2 separate regions of the Homo sapiens genome follow, and region 2 is linked to region 1. Evidence: chromatin loops called from intact Hi-C (ENCODE). Cell type or tissue: IMR-90. All regions are shown on one strand. Each heading gives the region's core, and the rest is flanking DNA. Links, peaks and the distances in the headings are about the cores only. Region 1 has its middle 66 kb from the start of SNX9. Region 2 overlaps ZDHHC14 (zDHHC palmitoyltransferase 14).

The links. Hi-C counts contacts between places; a loop is a spot of excess contacts. Peaks named below come from ENCODE experiments on the same cell type or tissue, not always from the same donor. Only the 100,000 strongest peaks of a DNase experiment are listed, where the experiment ranks them.
Region 2: it touches region 1 in a loop (2.1-fold over the local background); 19 of 110 quality-filtered maps call a loop at or near these places.

The regions. Positions count from the first base shown.
Region 1 is chr6:157,752,975-157,761,307 of GRCh38, forward strand. No RefSeq gene overlaps it. Among named protein-coding and RNA genes, the nearest start is that of SNX9, 66 kb to the right of the region's middle. RefSeq lists silencers at 1-117, 2,343-2,637. In IMR-90, for the core only: a CTCF peak has its summit at 3,855 (motif pointing right); DNase peaks (open chromatin) are centred at 3,887 and 8,087; H3K27ac peaks cover 1,038 bases.
Region 2 is chr6:157,662,742-157,671,074 of GRCh38, forward strand. All of the region lies in intron 8 of ZDHHC14 (zDHHC palmitoyltransferase 14), which reads left to right. Among named protein-coding and RNA genes, the nearest start is that of MIR3692, 140 kb to the left of the region's middle. RefSeq lists enhancers at 6,626-7,233, 7,234-7,839. In IMR-90, for the core only: CTCF peaks have their summits at 4,616 (motif pointing left) and 7,098; DNase peaks (open chromatin) are centred at 4,580 and 7,120; H3K27ac peaks cover 738 bases.

The DNA.
Region 1 (8,333 bases), core at 135-8,134:
GCACATCCTGCATAGCCCTAAATCCATTAAACCTTGAGTCGACACAGCCCATGTTTCTGCGAGCACAGGGTTGGGGGTAGGGTTACAGATTAACAGCATCTCAAGGCAGAAGAATTTTTCTTAGTACAGAACAAAATGGAGTCTCTTATGTCTACTTCTTTCTATATAGACAAAGTAACAGTCTGATCTCTCTTTCTTTTCTCCACACAGGATAGATCTTATGTTAAGTGTTCTTGCCATAGTTTTCTTTTTAGTGGCAAAAAAAAAAAAAAAAAAGAGGGAGTACAGCAGCTGTGAATAGAGATTATAGATAATTATGGATTCTTGTTTAGCATGCTTTCAGATTGAACTCATTATGGTCTAACCAAGGGGATTTAGTCTCATATAAAAAGAAGTTCACAGGTAGAGCAGTTTCAGGGCTAATTCAGTAACTCAAAAAGGTACTTCCATTTCTTCAAGGATCCAAGTTGTTTACATTTCTTCAGTCTACCAGACTCAATAGACTTATTTTGCCTCGGGCTGTTTCCTTTCATCATCACAAGGTGGTTGCCAAATCCCGAGATTAAAAACAGCCATGGTTAAGTCCAGAGAAGAACAAGGATCTGTGTCTTTTTTTTCCCTCTATTTTCAAAGGAAGAGAAAAAAATCTTTCCACAAGCCTCCAGATTTCCCCCAGTGTCTAATTGGCCAGAACAGGTCACATATTCCCTCCTAAGCCAGTCACTGGGACCACCATAATTGCCTGGGGTCATCAAGATTCTGCTTCTGTAACCGCCCAAGGGGTTCACCTTGCCCCGCTGCCTAGACAGAGCCAATTCATCAAGACACGGGAATTGCAATAGAGAAAGAGTAATATACGCAGAGCCGGCTGTATGGGAGACTGGAGTTTTATTATTACTCAAATCAGTCTCCCTGATCATTGGGGAGCAGAGTTTTTAAAGATAATTTGGTGGGTGGGGGAAAGCCAGTAAGCCAGGAGTACTGGTTGGTCAGAGATGAAATCATGGGGAGTCAAAGCTGTCTTGTGCTGAATCAGTTCCTAGGTGGGAGCCACAAGATCAGGTGAGCCAGTTTATTGATGGGGTGGTGCCAGCTGATCCATCAAGTGCAGGGTCTGCAAATATATCTCAAGCACTGATTTCTAGGAGCAGTTTAGGGAGGGTCAGAATCTTGTAGCCTCCAGCTGCACGACTCCTAAATCATAATTTCTAATCTTGTGGCTAATGTTAGTCCTACAAAGGCAATCTAGTCTCCAAGCAAGAAGGAGGTCTGCTTTGGCAAAGAGCTATTAGTGTCTTTGTTTAAACTATAAACTAAGTTTCTCCCAAAGTTAGTTCAGCTTACGCCCAGGAATGAACACAGACAGCTTGGAGGTGAGAAGCAAGATGCAGTCGGTTAAGTTAGATCTCTCTCACTGTCTCAGTCATAATTTTGCAAAGGCAGTTTCACTTCTAGGACAGAAAATGGGAAGCACAGATAGGATAGAAACCTGGACAAGAGGAGGATTCTACTGGAAGGAAGCAGTTGGGTGGCTGCATTTTTTGGATGCTTCCTGTTTTGAGACATAAAAGTGCTTTGTTGAAGGTGGGTCTGTCTGACGTGCGTCACACATTGTATGAACTGAGCAACATGCATGTTGTGAGCGTGGACATCAGCACGTCCTAAGTCTGCTCTGTGCCTCTGAGTTTCGAGAGCAAAATTTCTGAGTGAGGGCTCTCCCTCTCACCTGTGCAGCTATCACAACCTCAAAGCATCCAAGACTATGGTCGGAATAGCAGTGCAGGTGTTACAGGAAAGGGGTCCTGATCCAGATCCCAAGAGAGGGTTCTTGGATCTTGTGCAAGAAAGAATTCAGGGTGAGTCCATAGAATAAAGTGAAAGCAAGTGTATTAAGAAAGTAAAGGAATAAAGAATGGCTACTCCATAGACAGAGCAGCCCCGAGGGCTGCTGGTTGCCCATTTTTATGGTTGTTTCTTGATGATATGCTAAACAAGGGGTGAATCTCATGTCTCCCCTTTTTAGACCATGCAGGGTAACTTCCTGACATTGCCATGGCACTTGTAAACTGTCATGGTGCAGGTGGGAGTGTAGCAGTGAGGACGACCAGAGGTCACTCTCGTGGCCATCTTGGTCTTGGTGAGATAGGGCCGGCTTCTTTACTGCAACCTGCTTTATCAGCAAGGTCTTTATGACCTGCATCTTGTGCTGACCTCTTATCTCATCTTGTGACTTAGAATGCCTTAACAGTCTGGGAATGCAGCCCAGTAGGTCTCCGCCTCATTTTACCCAGCTCTGTATTCAAGATGGAGTTGCTCTGGTTCGCATGCCTCTGACACCGGGAGAAATTCTCCCTCTCAGCCATCTCTTTCCTAGTGGCCTCTCTCAGCATCATATGTTAGTCACTCCTCCCTTCCTGGTAGGGAAGAGAATGCCTCCGGGTTAGAAAAACACCAGCTGAGAGTTTATAGACATTTCTCTTTGAACATGTGGAACAACAAAGACTACTGATAGACTGTTGGGCATAATTTTAGAATTTGCCTTATTTTGTCAAAGATTAAAGAAAGAAAAGGCCACTTTCCCACTATTCGATTTAACTCAGTCGGATTATACGGTGACAATGTCACTCACTGATTTAAGCTTGAATGTGAGAGATTTAAAAGCAATGGCTTGAAAGGAGTTGTTTTGCATCTTAAAAGAAACCACGACTTCAGAGTGATTTTGATTTTCCATTCCTACAAAGGAAGAAACGAAGCTAAATGCTTTTAATCCTAAAAGTGCCCTTTCAGAATTTCTGGGATCACGGTTGCAAGGCAGAAGTGGAGAACTACCCATTGGATGCCTCTCCAGGAGTCACATCTGTCTCCTCAGACTTTGATCTTCTCAGACATTGCTGGAGAGGCAGGGACAGAAAGTTCAGATGCTACGGAAAGACAGTGTGGGTCAGACCACACAGTGTTCCTTTGAAACTCCTGGCTTACTGGCTTTCCCCCACCCACCCATCAAGTGTGTCCTTTGAGGTGAGACATAACATCAGCTGACTAACAAGATGTTTGCCAGTAATCACATCTGATGACAGTAAATGTCAGTCTCCCAACACAATTTCTATTTTATTTCATTAATACCATCCTCAGTGGTTTGCTTGAAAGGGTTAAATTAGCTAGGCATGGTGGCTCATGCCTGTAATCCCTACACTTTGGGAGGCTGAGGTAAGCAGATCACTTGAGGTCAGGAGTTCAAGACCAGCCTGGGCAACATGGTGAAACCCTGTCTCTACAAAAAATACAAAAATTGGCTGGGCGTGGTGGCAAGTGCCTGTAGACCCAAGTACTTGGGGGGCTGAGGCAGGAGGATTGCTTGAACCCAGGAGGTGGAGGTTGCAGTGAGCTGTGATTGTTCCTCTGCACTCTGCACTCTAGCTGGGCAACAGAGTGAGACTCTGTCTAAAAAAAAAAAAAGAGTTAAATTGGAAAATGTATGTCTTGGTGCTCTGTAAATTGCGAAGCTCTACATAAGTATGATTCCCTGTCTTTATAAATTTGCAATCTGGTGTGCCATGTCTGGGGACAATAACTCCTTCATTGCTCCAGGCACAGAGTTCTGGATTGAGGTCCTGGCTTCTGCTTCTCCAAGATTATCCAAATTTCTTGCTCCTTGAAGGTGGACTTTGAGGACCAGCATCACTTGTGTACCCCATAGCTTCTAATGCAGCAAGCAGGGAATAGACACTCCAGCAAGCAAGTGAATAAGCAAAGAAAACCAGGCCCCCGAGACGCAGGCGGATCCCCAGGCGGATCCCCAGAGGCAACAGAGTCAAATATGCGGGAAAGAATCTGATTCCGGCCAGCAGAGGGCAGGAGCGAGAGGAAACTGGGCATCTCAGCAACAAAGCAGGCTGTGCCAACCTGCGGCCGAGGGCCAGATCGCAAGCCCCGGTGCAGAGAGGACGCCGGGAGAATCCAGCTAATTCTGACAGCCTTTCCCTTGGACTTTAGCTGTAATGTGTGTGTGTTCCATTATCTCACACATCACTGCACTGAATTCCACTTCAACTTCCACCCCCTCCCCCCACCAGGAGCTGGCAGTTAAGATATTTACCAAGATGGTGCTGCCTCTCTAGTAAAACTCAGGAGGATTAAAATAATAATAAACAAACCGAGAGAGGGAGTCCAGAAAAGTGGACTAGGAAGCACAACACAGAAGCAGCTTCAGCACTGGAAAATATTCAGTCGTAAGAATCACCATGCATTCCCTCAGTGCTTGGCAGCCACTTTCTCACTTGAGCCCCATACTCTTTGTATGAGGTATGGGGTGGCTACTTGTGGAGTGCTGTGTCTAAGTCACCCTGCATGGGAGAGGCAGCACCAGGATTCTAACTCAGGATCCTGGGGCCTTATCCACGGCACTCTGTTACCGGGGACACGCTCATTCACTCAACAAACCTTCACGGACTGCCCATCAGTTCTTGTGCCAGGTATACAGAAGGGAAGGACACGGTCCTGTCCTCCAAGAGCTCATCCTCCAAAAGAGCATGGATACTAATAAACAGTCACAGTTTGGTATGACATGGCCATGACAGAGAAGAGTCACCCAACGCAAACTGGGAGGGCCAGTGAACATTTCCAGGAGGAAGTGACAGAAGTTGCCCTGCTGATGACCTCAGTGGCACCATTCATTTTATCACTATGTACCAGAAAATTGTCATAATCTACAGTGACCTCAGATGTGCACAGGGCACCCTCCACCTCTTTGCAATGCCCCTTGCACAGCCATACTGGGAAGCTTGCAGCTGAACCAAGCTTTGAAGGATGACTAGGAGCAGGCAATCAAAGAAAGGAATAGGGGCTAGGGCTGGCGTCGGGTGGAGGGATTCTGGGTGAAGGGGTTGGCACCAGCATAGGGGGTAGGCCTGAGAAATGTCCCCACAGCTGGAGCGTAGGTCTCAGGAGGAATGGTAACAAGAAGACTAAGAAGCAGATGGGGAGGCCAGGAGTTTGAGGAGCTTGGGCAACATAGCAGGACCTCGTCTCCACAAAAAGAAATTAAAAATTAGCCGGCCATGGTGGTGCATGCCTGTAGTCCCACTTACTCAGGAGGCTGAGGCAGGAGGATCACTTGAGCCCAGGAGTTCAAAGTTACAGTGAGGTGTGATCTCACTGCTGCACTCCAGCCTCCAAGGTCTTCAGAGCAAGACCCTATCAAAAAAGAAAAGAAAAGAAAGAAGAAAGGAAGGAAGGAAAGAAGGAAAGAGAAAGAGAGAAAGAAAGAAAGAAAAAAGAGAGGAAGGAAGGAAAAAGAAAAGAAAGAAAAAAGAAGCAGATGAGGCCAGGTCACCTAAAAGGCCTTTTCTACCATGCCAAGGAGGCTAGATGTTACATGGAATGCTATGAGGGTCTTTGGGAGAATATTATACAGGGAAATGGCAATATCATAAATGTGATTTCAGAAATATCATTACTCTAGCAGCATGGAGAATGGATTCGAGAGCGGCAAGTCTGGGGATAGGAGAGCAGTGAGGAGCTTCCCGATGATCCCAGAGCAAAATGACAAGGGCCTGGGGAAAAGACACTCTTGGTGGGGGCAGAGGAAGGGGAGGCTTCCGGAGTTGGGCAGGAAGAAGAACAGATCAAATCTACCAACTAAACAATGGTAAGTGGGAGAGGTCAGGGGTAAGGATGACTGAAGGCTCTGGCTGGGGTCACTGGGCACATGGTGACACCATGTCCCCTGGATAAGCCCCATGAGGGTGGGACTGTGGCTGAGTCACAGCTGTATGGTCAGCACGTGTAGTGACTAGCAGGTAATGGGTGTCTGAGAAGTATTTATGGGGTGAACGCTAGCATGGATGCCTGCGTGAGCAAGACAGGTAGGGATGATGGAACCTGTTGAGTAGGAGACGCCTGAGAGATGGTCACAGGAAGCTGTGCAGCAGGAAGTTGCACAGATGAGACCTGAGTTCAACAGGGAGACCTGAACTGAAGGCAGGGATCTGGGAAGCAGCGGCATTCACGTTCCCAGTGAGGACAGTGGAAGAAGACCTCAGGTCCTGAAAAACACCAACAGCTGAAGGGCCAGCAGAGGAACCTGTGCCCTCAGAGAAGGTTTAAAATCATAGCAAGGAACAATGATGGTGTTGAGAGTTTCAAAAGACAGGAGTCTCTGGGAGGCCAAGTAGAATAAGGAGTGAAATTTACCTATTGAATTTGGCAACCTGGACGTCAGAAGTCACACGGCCCTGGCTGGTAGGAATTCTGAGTCATGCAGGCTGCGGGCAGGGGACCATGACATCTAGCTGAAGCCATGCAAAGATGGGGCCTGAGAGCCAAACCAGGCTGTGACATGCTAGAGCTGGCCCTGATGGGCCCAGGAGCACTCATGGTTAAATTTTCAGGAAATTTGCAAGCTGGTTGTTAAACACAGCCATTATTAAAAATTAAATGGGTCAGGCGCAGTGGTTTATGCCTGTAATCCCAACACTTTGGGAGGCTGAGGCTGGTGGATCACTTGAGGTCAGGAGTTTGAGGTCAGCATGGCCAATATGGTGAAACCCTGTCTCTAGTAAAAATACAAAAATTAGCTGGGCATGGTGGCGGGCGCCTGTAGTCCCAGCTACTCAAGAGGCTGAGGTGTGAGCTTTGAGTCCAGGTGGTTGAGGCTGAAGTGAGCCATGATCATGCCACTGCACTCTAGCCTGGGCAACAGAGGGAGACCCTGTCTCCAAATAAATATAGAAATAAATAAGAAAAATAAATAAAAGTTTAATGATATAAACTTACAAATTGAATAGATTATACTAAAAACAAAAGTAATAAACACTTAAAGCTCATCACTTCCTAGTGATCTACACTTTACTATTACCTATGCCATCAAAGTTTGTTTTTTTTGTTTGTTTGTTTGTTTTTTGTTTTCTTTTTTAGATGGAGTCTTGCTGTGTTTCCCAGCTGGAGTACAGTGGTGTGAACTTGGCTCACTGCAACTTCCACCTCCCAGGTTCAAGCAATTCCCCTGCCTCAGCCTCCCGAGTAGCTGGGACTACAGGCGTGCACCACCACACTGGCTAATTTTTTTTATCTTTTTTTCAGTAGAGATGGGGTTTCACCATGTTGGCCAGGATGGTCTCAATCTCCTGACCTCGTGATCTGCCCACCTTGGCCTCCCAAAATGCTGGGATTACAGGCGTGAGCCACCACGCCCGGGCCATCAAGGTTATTTACATCTGCGTGTCTGAGTGGAGGAAGCATTATATAACCCTGTTCTGCTGCACATCTCTTTCCACCTCTGCGTTCAGTGACTTCTTACTGACAGCTGGAAATTGGCCATGGGGGCAGTATTTACACCACAGAAATTGGCAAATGTACATTTCAGGACTCTTCTTCCAGAGAGCCTGTTGTGCACATTTACTAGCACACCATTAAAACCAGGCCACAGGGTGTCACCATCCACATTTCTCCCCCAGAGAGTGTCCAAAGGTTCAAATCGCAAAGTAGGGAGCTCAAGTCTGAGCCAGAGTGGCCTCTATCTCAATCAGTCTGGTGAGGCTGGTATAGCAGAGCTGGGGTGACAGCCAAGCGTTTAGACAAGGACAGTTCTTAGCCTCAGGAGATGCCAGTGTCACAGCTTCAGATAGCTCTCTGTCCAGGTGCAGGTGCAGGACCAGCCAGTGAGGGTACAGAGGATATGGGGACTGGGAGGAAGTAGTTTCCGGTTGCCTGACCTGACATTCAGGGCTGGATTTGAGGCCCAGAAGAAATCTAGGATCAGGGCAGACGCCAGCTGGTGGCCTGGTCACCTACACTGGCCTGGGTGGGGACAGGGAGTTGCACAGACTGACTCCCTTCCTACTCCCTCATGGAGAAGGGTCTTCAACACCTTTGCAGGTCCTTCCCATTGCCCCAGGCCTGGCTGATGCAAGCAGGTAGGGAGCGAGAGGGCAGGCTGGGGAAGGCAGTGTCTGGCAACACAGCCGGGGGAAAAGAGATTTATTTTACAACAACAACAAGAAGACTAATAAAAATAATTTTGAAAAAATCTGATGGATAACATGAATCACCCTCGTATGAATCACTAGTTACACTTGGTGGTGTACCAAGGAGAAGGAGAGAGCTGTGGGAGTCAGGGTGCATTGTCTGCAGAGAATTTAAAAATAGGAAGAAAAACACTGCAGTGGTCTGCTTTCTATTATCGCCATGTGTGGCGATTGTAAACAATGGCAGACCCACCCCCACACCACTGGTTACACCCCAGACATGCATTTTTGCCTGTGTTCTAGGTAATCAGTTGATTGTATTAGAACAGCTGACACATTCTTCTTTAGTTCCTTTTTGTGGCATTAGTT
Region 2 (8,333 bases), core at 244-8,243, 90 kb before region 1:
ACCCAGAGACAGATGTCATGGACATTCAAGCCATCAGACACTGTAGGCAAGTGCCTATGCACTTTTCCAGGAACTATAAAAAATTTTAAGACCTGGAAAAAAATTACAAGCTCTAAAACATGAAAAGAAAACTGCAAAATCAAAATTGATAAATGTGTAATGTCTATGAGACACATGAATGTGTTAACTTCATTAATTGTTAAATTTAGCACTCATGAAAATTTTATGACAGTTTAGAAATGATTTGTAGGTTGGGTTTTTCTTACTTCATCAGAATCCCCAAGCACACATATGATTACATGGAAATCATTACCAATTACAAAGTAAGTTGCTCATAGATGGATAAATTTAAAAGTCTAATTAGCTTGGAGTCCCATGCCCTCCCTACACTGCCTTTGCTGTGAGAAACCCAGGTTGCTTCTGGAAGAAGTCCTTTTGGTCTCAAGGCTTCTACCCCCCTGGGAGTGCCCCAAGCGCCATGAGAACATCGGCAGGAGAGGATGAGATGTGTTCTGTGTGGCCCCACAGGTCACATCTAGGACCAGAGAGTGGGCCTGGGATTCAGACTCTACTCAATCCAAGAGGGAACAGCCCAGGACGCAGAGCTCCTAGTGGACAGGAGTCCCCACCCAGAGATGTCAGACTTGGGACAGGGAGCATCTCCTAGCAATGCTGGACAGAGGACTTCAGCATTGGTGGCAAGGGCCGAACATCGACCTTCAGGGTCCTGCCCAGTGGAGGTCCCCTCCAGCAGACTCTTCTCTGTCATCAGGGCTTTGAGCCCATTGTGTCTCATCAACAGGCCAATATCACCAGCAGATAATGTTCCACTGGACTGTACATTTACCGGCCATTCAGGCACCTGGCGAACAGGCCTTTCTGTTGCTTTGGTTCTTTATGGGCTTCTGTGGTTTAGGGACCGTGCTCACAGGACTGTGGAAAGCACGCAAGCAGAGCTGGCGCTAAACGGAACATGAGGCCCGATGCTCTTTCCCGACTCTCCTCTTTGCAGTTCATCCACCTTCACACCGACACGGGGCTCACCACTTCCCAGACTATACCACATGGACATACCACATGCTGTTCCAAGCCTTCCACGTACATAACTTCTGCTAACCCCTCACAGCACCCCTCTGAGCCTGCTACTAATATTATCTCCATTTTATAGATTAACAAAACCGGAGGAGGGAGAGCTTAAGTACAATTTTCTAACAGAAACGTCCTAATTTGACCCCAGAGCCCATGCTTTTAACCCTATGCTATGCACATCAATAAAGAAACATCTACAGGGGTGACTGTGTGTAAAGTGATTTTCAGCCACACCCTTTCAGTCCCCACAACCCATTATCCTTACCCACGCTCCCCTGTGAAAATCTGCCCAGAGGATAGGTCCCTGAGGCTCTGTGCTTTTTCCTTCAATATCTCTCTCTCAGCTCTTCAGACTGGATAATTTCTTTGGATCTCTCTTCATGTTCACTGATTCTTCTGCCATATCCAATCTACTGCTAACTTCATCCAGATAATTTTTCATTTTGCTTATTGTGCTTTTTAGTTGTAAAATTTTGATTTGGTTCTATCATATTTTCCCATTTCTTTGTATGTCTATTAATATTTTATTGACTACAGGACATTTTAGATATGTGGTATAGAGACTCTGGATTTTGTTATCTTACACCAAAGAGTGTTGCCCCTGTTACAGCAAGCAGTTCAGGTACTGGCTAGTCACCTTGAACGTGTGTGGGTTTGTATTATGTTTCGTTAGTACAGATCTGTGGAAAGTTCAAAGTGGTTTCCAGACTTTTTTAATTTGTTGGAACTCAACCTCCAAATTCTGTCTTCTCTGAAGATTGTTTGGTTTCAAGCTTTGTTAGGATGGGTCTAGGGTCTTACTTTAGGGCATGATTCTTACTCCTAAGGCACAGCCTTTCTGATGTCTTTGGGATCCCGGGGATGTGAACAATGTGTTGGAGGTGTTCATGACCTCAGTGTCCCTAATGCACTACTTTTCTCAACCTCGAGTATCTCTATTTCTCTTTCAGCCACATCTCAGCTGCTATCTTATAAGCCTTGGGGCAGGGGATTCTCACCCTGCACATGCCCAGCGCAACCCTTGCCTACAGCCCTTGGAACCTCCACTAGGACTTCTGGTCCTCCTGAACGGACCAGAACGGCATCCTCTTCTCCAGTGTCTTGCCCTGGAGATCCAGCCACTTCAGCTTTCTCGCACTCTGACCTCTGTTTTCTCTATAGCTGAATGACTATGGTCTGCTCAGACTCCAGCTCTGTGCAATGGTTGGGGAACTTTCCCCAAGAAAAGAATTGGTTGGTTGTGGGGCTTACCTTGTGAGTTTCCCTTCCCTCAGGGATTACAGTCTTGCATTGCCTGTGGTGCACTACTGGAAACCATTTGCCTCCTGTACTTTGGCCAGTTTCATATACTCCCTTATATACAGGCTGAATGCTGGTCCAGTATCAGTTCTCCATCATTCCTGGGAGTAGAAGAGAAGCTTTGTCTCTATAATTAGAGGACATGTTACAACCCATGTTGCCATATGTTCCAGACATGGGTTGTTTGCTACCCACTCTACCAACAATAAACACTGAGTTAGCCGTGGGGTGTGACTACTCTGACCTAAAGCTGTTTCCAGTGTTTACTTTGAAGGAGGAGCCTCTGGAGACAGATTTAGCATCAGACTCAGCATGTTCATTTGCAGAGGAGAGAAAGGCTGGTGGGAAAGAGGCCCCAGGTATCTTTGGTCAAACTTTTGCCTGCCATCTTATTTTAGGACCAGTATCCGGATAAGAAAGGTATTTCTTGAATGATAGAAGACGTGCTCCTAAGGAAATATGCAATACTTTAGAAATTAGAGATAAATGCTTTATAATTTTACGTCTAGATAAGCACCCTGATATTGCAGGTCAAAAAATTAGATAAATATTGATAGAAAGCTGGCATCAAAGTACCTAATGAGGTCTTATTTATTATCTCAAAAATGGGAAAATTCAGTGTTAGTGTATCCTCTCTCACAAGTGGGGGATGGGGGTGGTTATTCAGTGCCTATGAAATTTTCTCTCTACTATAAATTCTCAAGGAAGAAAATGTTAGGGAAGCAACAATGTGACATCTAAAGCAATAATGTGATGGGTGTGACCACAGGTGTCTCTTGCCATCTGAACTCCTATGAAATTTCAAGGACCCATACTGGAAGTATGTGCAGATAACCCAGAGCCAGCTGAGGACCACATTTTCATTATTGCTGCTTCCCTCATTATTGGCTTTTATTATGAGCTAACATTGAAGTTCTATCTAGAACAATGTATATGCATGACATACTCACGACATCCAGTTATGATCCACTTTTTAGTGTACACACTTCATTTGATTGTCAAATAATTTAACTTTTGTATAGCATTGGTGTCATCATTTATGCTTATATCTGGCACTTGTTGCTACAAAGGTCCTTTGGGATCGCATGCTAAATGCAAAGATAGTAACATGGTACATAATTGCTACAATTTTGTTTTTAGAAAATCATTTACTGTATTTACTTAACCTAACATTTTAAATACCCCAATCCAGTATCAAAACAAGATTAAACCAGCAGTTGCATGATTTATTAAGCTAGTATTGCAGAAGAACTCTCCATGTAATCTGAAAAATCAAATGTAGTAGGAAAAAAAATAACTTAGGCAAACGTAAATGATAATGTTAAATAAAAGAATACAAAAAAGCTCTCCTTCCAACCTGCACCTGCATTTTAGGTGGACTTTAGAAGACTGTGGTGTTTCTGTAACTGTTAATAAGCATTCATAAGACCCCAGAACAGAGCTTCACAGCCAAGCAGAAATACATGATGCGTAACTCTAATGCTTTTGACAGAATTGGAGCAAAAGAAATAAATAATTTCACTCATTCTTAATTTGTACACAGACCATCTAGAAAGCTCCTAGTTTTGCTTTTAGTAGCATCTGTACACTCGGTTTTTTCAGACAAGACGTCAGCTAGGGTAAAATAAAATGTATTCCTACATGAGCAATTTTATTTGAGAATCTGCAGAAACAGGAATGATCTCTATGGCATTTTTAAATTGTAACATTAAGTGCTAATGTGTATGACTTCCAGACATCTGAAGCCATAAACTTCTTTGCAAGTTACATGCCGACACTTCATTTGGGCAGTAAATCAGCTGTCACAGTGACTTACTGCAATGACAGCAAAAGCTCCAGCACTCCAGACAGTGGGATTTTTATGCTGCCAGCAGAAAGGTCTTTTCATAGACACTCTTACAAGAAATCAAAATTCTATTCTATTAGTATCCAGCATTCGGCCAATTTTTGACCTTAAAAATTGGTAATGTCATATGATTCAACCTAATATTTGATACATATGAACTTTTAAAAGGTTGTTTTGGAATAAAAACATGAGTATCTCAGTTTTCTGTTCAGAGTAGATGGACTATCACTGTCAGATATCTAAGTGGTCAGCTGTTTTTCCTTAGGATTATATAACTGGTTAGATCAATTCAAACATAACCAACGGCTTCTTGGTGTTAGCCGGGATGTATGCACAGCCACCAAATTGTAAGAGAGAAAAAGCGAGCGGTGATGTCTCCCTCTACTGGTGGAAGGTAAAAGGGTCCTCAAATGAAAAGCCAGGAAGGCTGGGTAGCGGAGGGAAAAGGGTTCAAAGTAAAAAAGAGAGAGGTAGAAAGGAAGAAACAAAGAAGAAAAAGAGAAGACGGAAAAAGGAGAAGTGGGAGAGAAATCAATGGGGAAGAAGGATAGAGGGGAAGAGAGTTGGTGAGTCCAGAGAGCAAGAAAGTTAAGTAGAAAAGTCAACAAGAAATGGGCAAATAAGAATTAGAAGCAAAGGTTTAAAAAAAAAAAAAGGGAAGTGTAAGAATATTTGTCATGGCCATCTCCACAGTAACCCTGAAAATACTGGCCATTTTCCCCCATGACTTTCTCAAATGAGAATCACAGCCATGAAGGTTTATGAACCCATCGCCCTTGGAATTCTGGCAGAGTGGAAAATTAGGAAAAGCTCTTTTAAAAAAATCAGGTATCCCTGAGTCATTTGATATCTAAGTTTTTTCTAAGAAGCATATGTTCAAAACAGGCGACGTTTTGAGAGCGTTTAATGAGAATTGTAAATTCCAGTCAGTAGAGTCATTGCACTACCCTTGGTTGGAATCTGACAAAACTCTGCTCTGTCCACGCCAGTGCTCTCTTCTGAGCCAACAGGAGATTTAGATGGGTGACACCCTGCAGAACAGAGCCTGGTCCCCGTGTGCCCCAACTGAGATTTGCCTTCTAAATGGAAATCAGTTTGAATGTGGCAAAGTGTTTTCAAAGCTGTGAACTACACGCAGGACTTAGATACTTAGGTGCCTGATGCCAGTGCCCCTGCCCCCTGCTGTCATCCCAGCAGGAAAGCTGGGGAGGGCACAGAGAGTAGGTTCATTATTACTACAAAAGCAGTCCCTCTATCAGGGGAAACACCCATAGCTAGACTTAGATAGACAGTCATCTTTTAAGATGTTTAAACAAATCTGTGTAGAAGAGGTGCTTATCATCAGATAAGTCAGGGTTCCAAAGAGTCATTTGGAAAACATTTCTGAGTGACTTCTATATAGATTTTTTAAATTAAATGGCTTACGGGCTAGGCACGGTGGCTCAGACCTGTAATCCCAGCACTTTGGGAGGCCGAGGAAGGCAGATCACTTGAGGTCAGGAGTTTGAGACCAGCCTGGCCAACACAGTAAAACCCCCATCTCCACTAAAAAAAAAAAAAAAAAAAATACAAAAATTAGCCAGGCATGGTGGTGCGTGCCTGTAGTCCCAGCTACTCAGGAGGCTGAGGTAGGAGAATTGTTTGAACCCAGGAGGCAGAGGCTGCAGTGAGCCAAGATCGTGCCACTGCACTCCAGCCTGGGTGACAGAGTGAGACTCCATCTCAAAAAAAACAAAACAAAACAAAAATTAAATGGCTTAGGCTAAACTTCTTCTTTCACAAATATTATTTCACACCTTCTTCAAGTCCTTAAGCTTCACCCTTGACAAACTCAAGAGCATTTCCAACAAGGTCCTGGCCAGTGAGGCCCACACAGTGTTTGCTACAGTTCTTAACAAGTCGTAGGTACAGCATGGCAAAGCACCAGTAGGTATGTGCTGGAGTGGGCCAGGTTTGGAGTGGTCTGAACCATGCCATGGGAGACCTCCTTTAAGAAAAAACAAACAATATGCAGAGAACGAGGCCTTGGAAAGAGGCTGTGTAAGTAAAGGAGCCTGAAGCATCATTAGCTTCCCAGTAAAGCCACCTCTAGGGCTGTTATCTTTAAGTTAGCAAAGGGATGTTTGCAAATGGAAGTCTCCGAAGGTGCACCCAACTCTGCATCAACCCCAACAGGGAACACAGTCTCTCAGGAGCTTAACCGACCACTGCCGACAGCCACCTTATCCGAGAAGGTTCTCGTGGGTGTGCAGGAGCTCTTTGCAGGCTTAGGTGGCAGAGAGGTGATCAGGGGAGAGGAAAAGGGCCAGCAGCTGATGGAGTAGTGCAAAGTAGAAGAATGCACAAGAGAGGGGTGGTGGGGGGGGAAGACAGAGAGTGGAGGAGAGCCCACCTCTCCCCAGAGAGGAAAGTTGAAAGAAACAGAGGGTTGAGGCGAGCCCACCTCTTCCCACAGGGAAGGTGAAAGAGACAGAGAGGGTTGGAAGGAGAGGAGCCCGCCTCTGCCCTCAGGCTCCTACTGTGTGACCTTGACTGTCTCCTCCAGCTCCACCCTCGAACATATTTTTCTGTGAGTCTGTGAGAGTCAGTCAGAAGTACTTGGGCTGAACCCTAAAACAGAATTTGCCAATTAGTCTTCAGTAGAGAAGGCTTTCTTCAGGTCAACAGAGACAAGCAAATCTAATTTGCCATTTCCTTGTTCCTTAGAGCCAGGGGGTATTGTGTGGACAGAAAGCATTAGGATGAGTGAGGGCTCCAGAGGGGAAGCTTGAAAACAAGATGCCTTGGTCCAGCAAGGGCGCTGGCTTGCCAGCTGAGCTCTCTGAAGCGGCAGCTCCGCCCTGGGCTCATTCCCAGGCCCGGCCTGCTGGAGGCTGTGCGGAGTTACAGGAAATGGGAGTGCCGCTGCGGCTCAGCTGCCTCTGTCAGTAAGAATACGAAACGGTGATGTTCATAAAACATTCTTTGCAAAGCACAGTCCGTCCAAACCCTGGTATAGTTTCCAGAAGACGAATGTTTAATCAATGAGGCTGCTCTGCCTCTGCCTCTGCCCTGTCAAGACTGAGCCCATGTCCTGAGCAGAGCTGACAGCATGGGAGAGCGCCCGCAGCCTACACAGGCCACAGCTGTCTGCAGCCTGCTCAGTAGCCCCCACCGGAAGGGACCTGCACCCTGAGCTGAAATTCCCTGCAAGAGCAGAGAAAGCTACTCTGTTGCCCACCTGACAGCTTGGAGAAGCACCGCCGTGGCACAAATGATTGTGGTGATGAGTGGAAAGGATTGTTAACGCTTCACAGTCAGCCCCTTCCAAGTACTTTTTATTTATTTATTTATTTAGAGACAAGGTCTTGCTCTGTCGCCCAGGCTGGAGTACAGTGGCGTGATCTCAGCTCACTGGAACCTCTGCCTTCTGGGCTCAAATGATTCTCCTACCTCAGCCTCCTGAGAAGCTGGGATTACATTTGTGTGCCACCATGCCCAGCTAATTTTTGTATTTTTTGTAGAGATGAGGTTTTGCCATGTTGCCCAAGCTGGTCTCGAACTCCTGAGCTCAGGTGATCCTGCCTGCCTTAGCCCCCCAAAGTGCTGGGATTATAGGCATGAGCCACTGTGCCCGGCCGCCTTCCAAGTAGTTTCTAATGGCCTTTCCTTTCCTCCAAATAACCCTACTCCCCTCCCCTCCCCCGCACTTTGGCACCTTTCTTTCCCAAGCCTTCCCCAGCTTCTCAGTGTTTTGCAATTGCACTGTCCAGGCTAAAGCCACAGAAAAGCAAGGATCTTCGTGAGACTTGCTTGCCCTCTTCATAGCTCCACTATGAACTTTACTCTTGCCTAGGACCTAATCTTTGAGCATCTAAAGCCTGCAGATTCTTGAAGACTGCAGCCCCTCAACCTTCTCTTCTAGGCTGGAGGGTGGCTCAGGGTGGCCTACTACTTGTGATTTTAGAAAGAAACCCATGAGGCTGGGAAGGAAGTGTGCACTGCATGAAATAAGTGCCTTAGGATCAGCAGCTTTGGGTGAACTTCCTCCCTCCCCTCAAGGCTGCGTTGTGCATGTTGGCTCTGCACCGCTCTGTGGCTGCAGGGGTATGAGCAATGG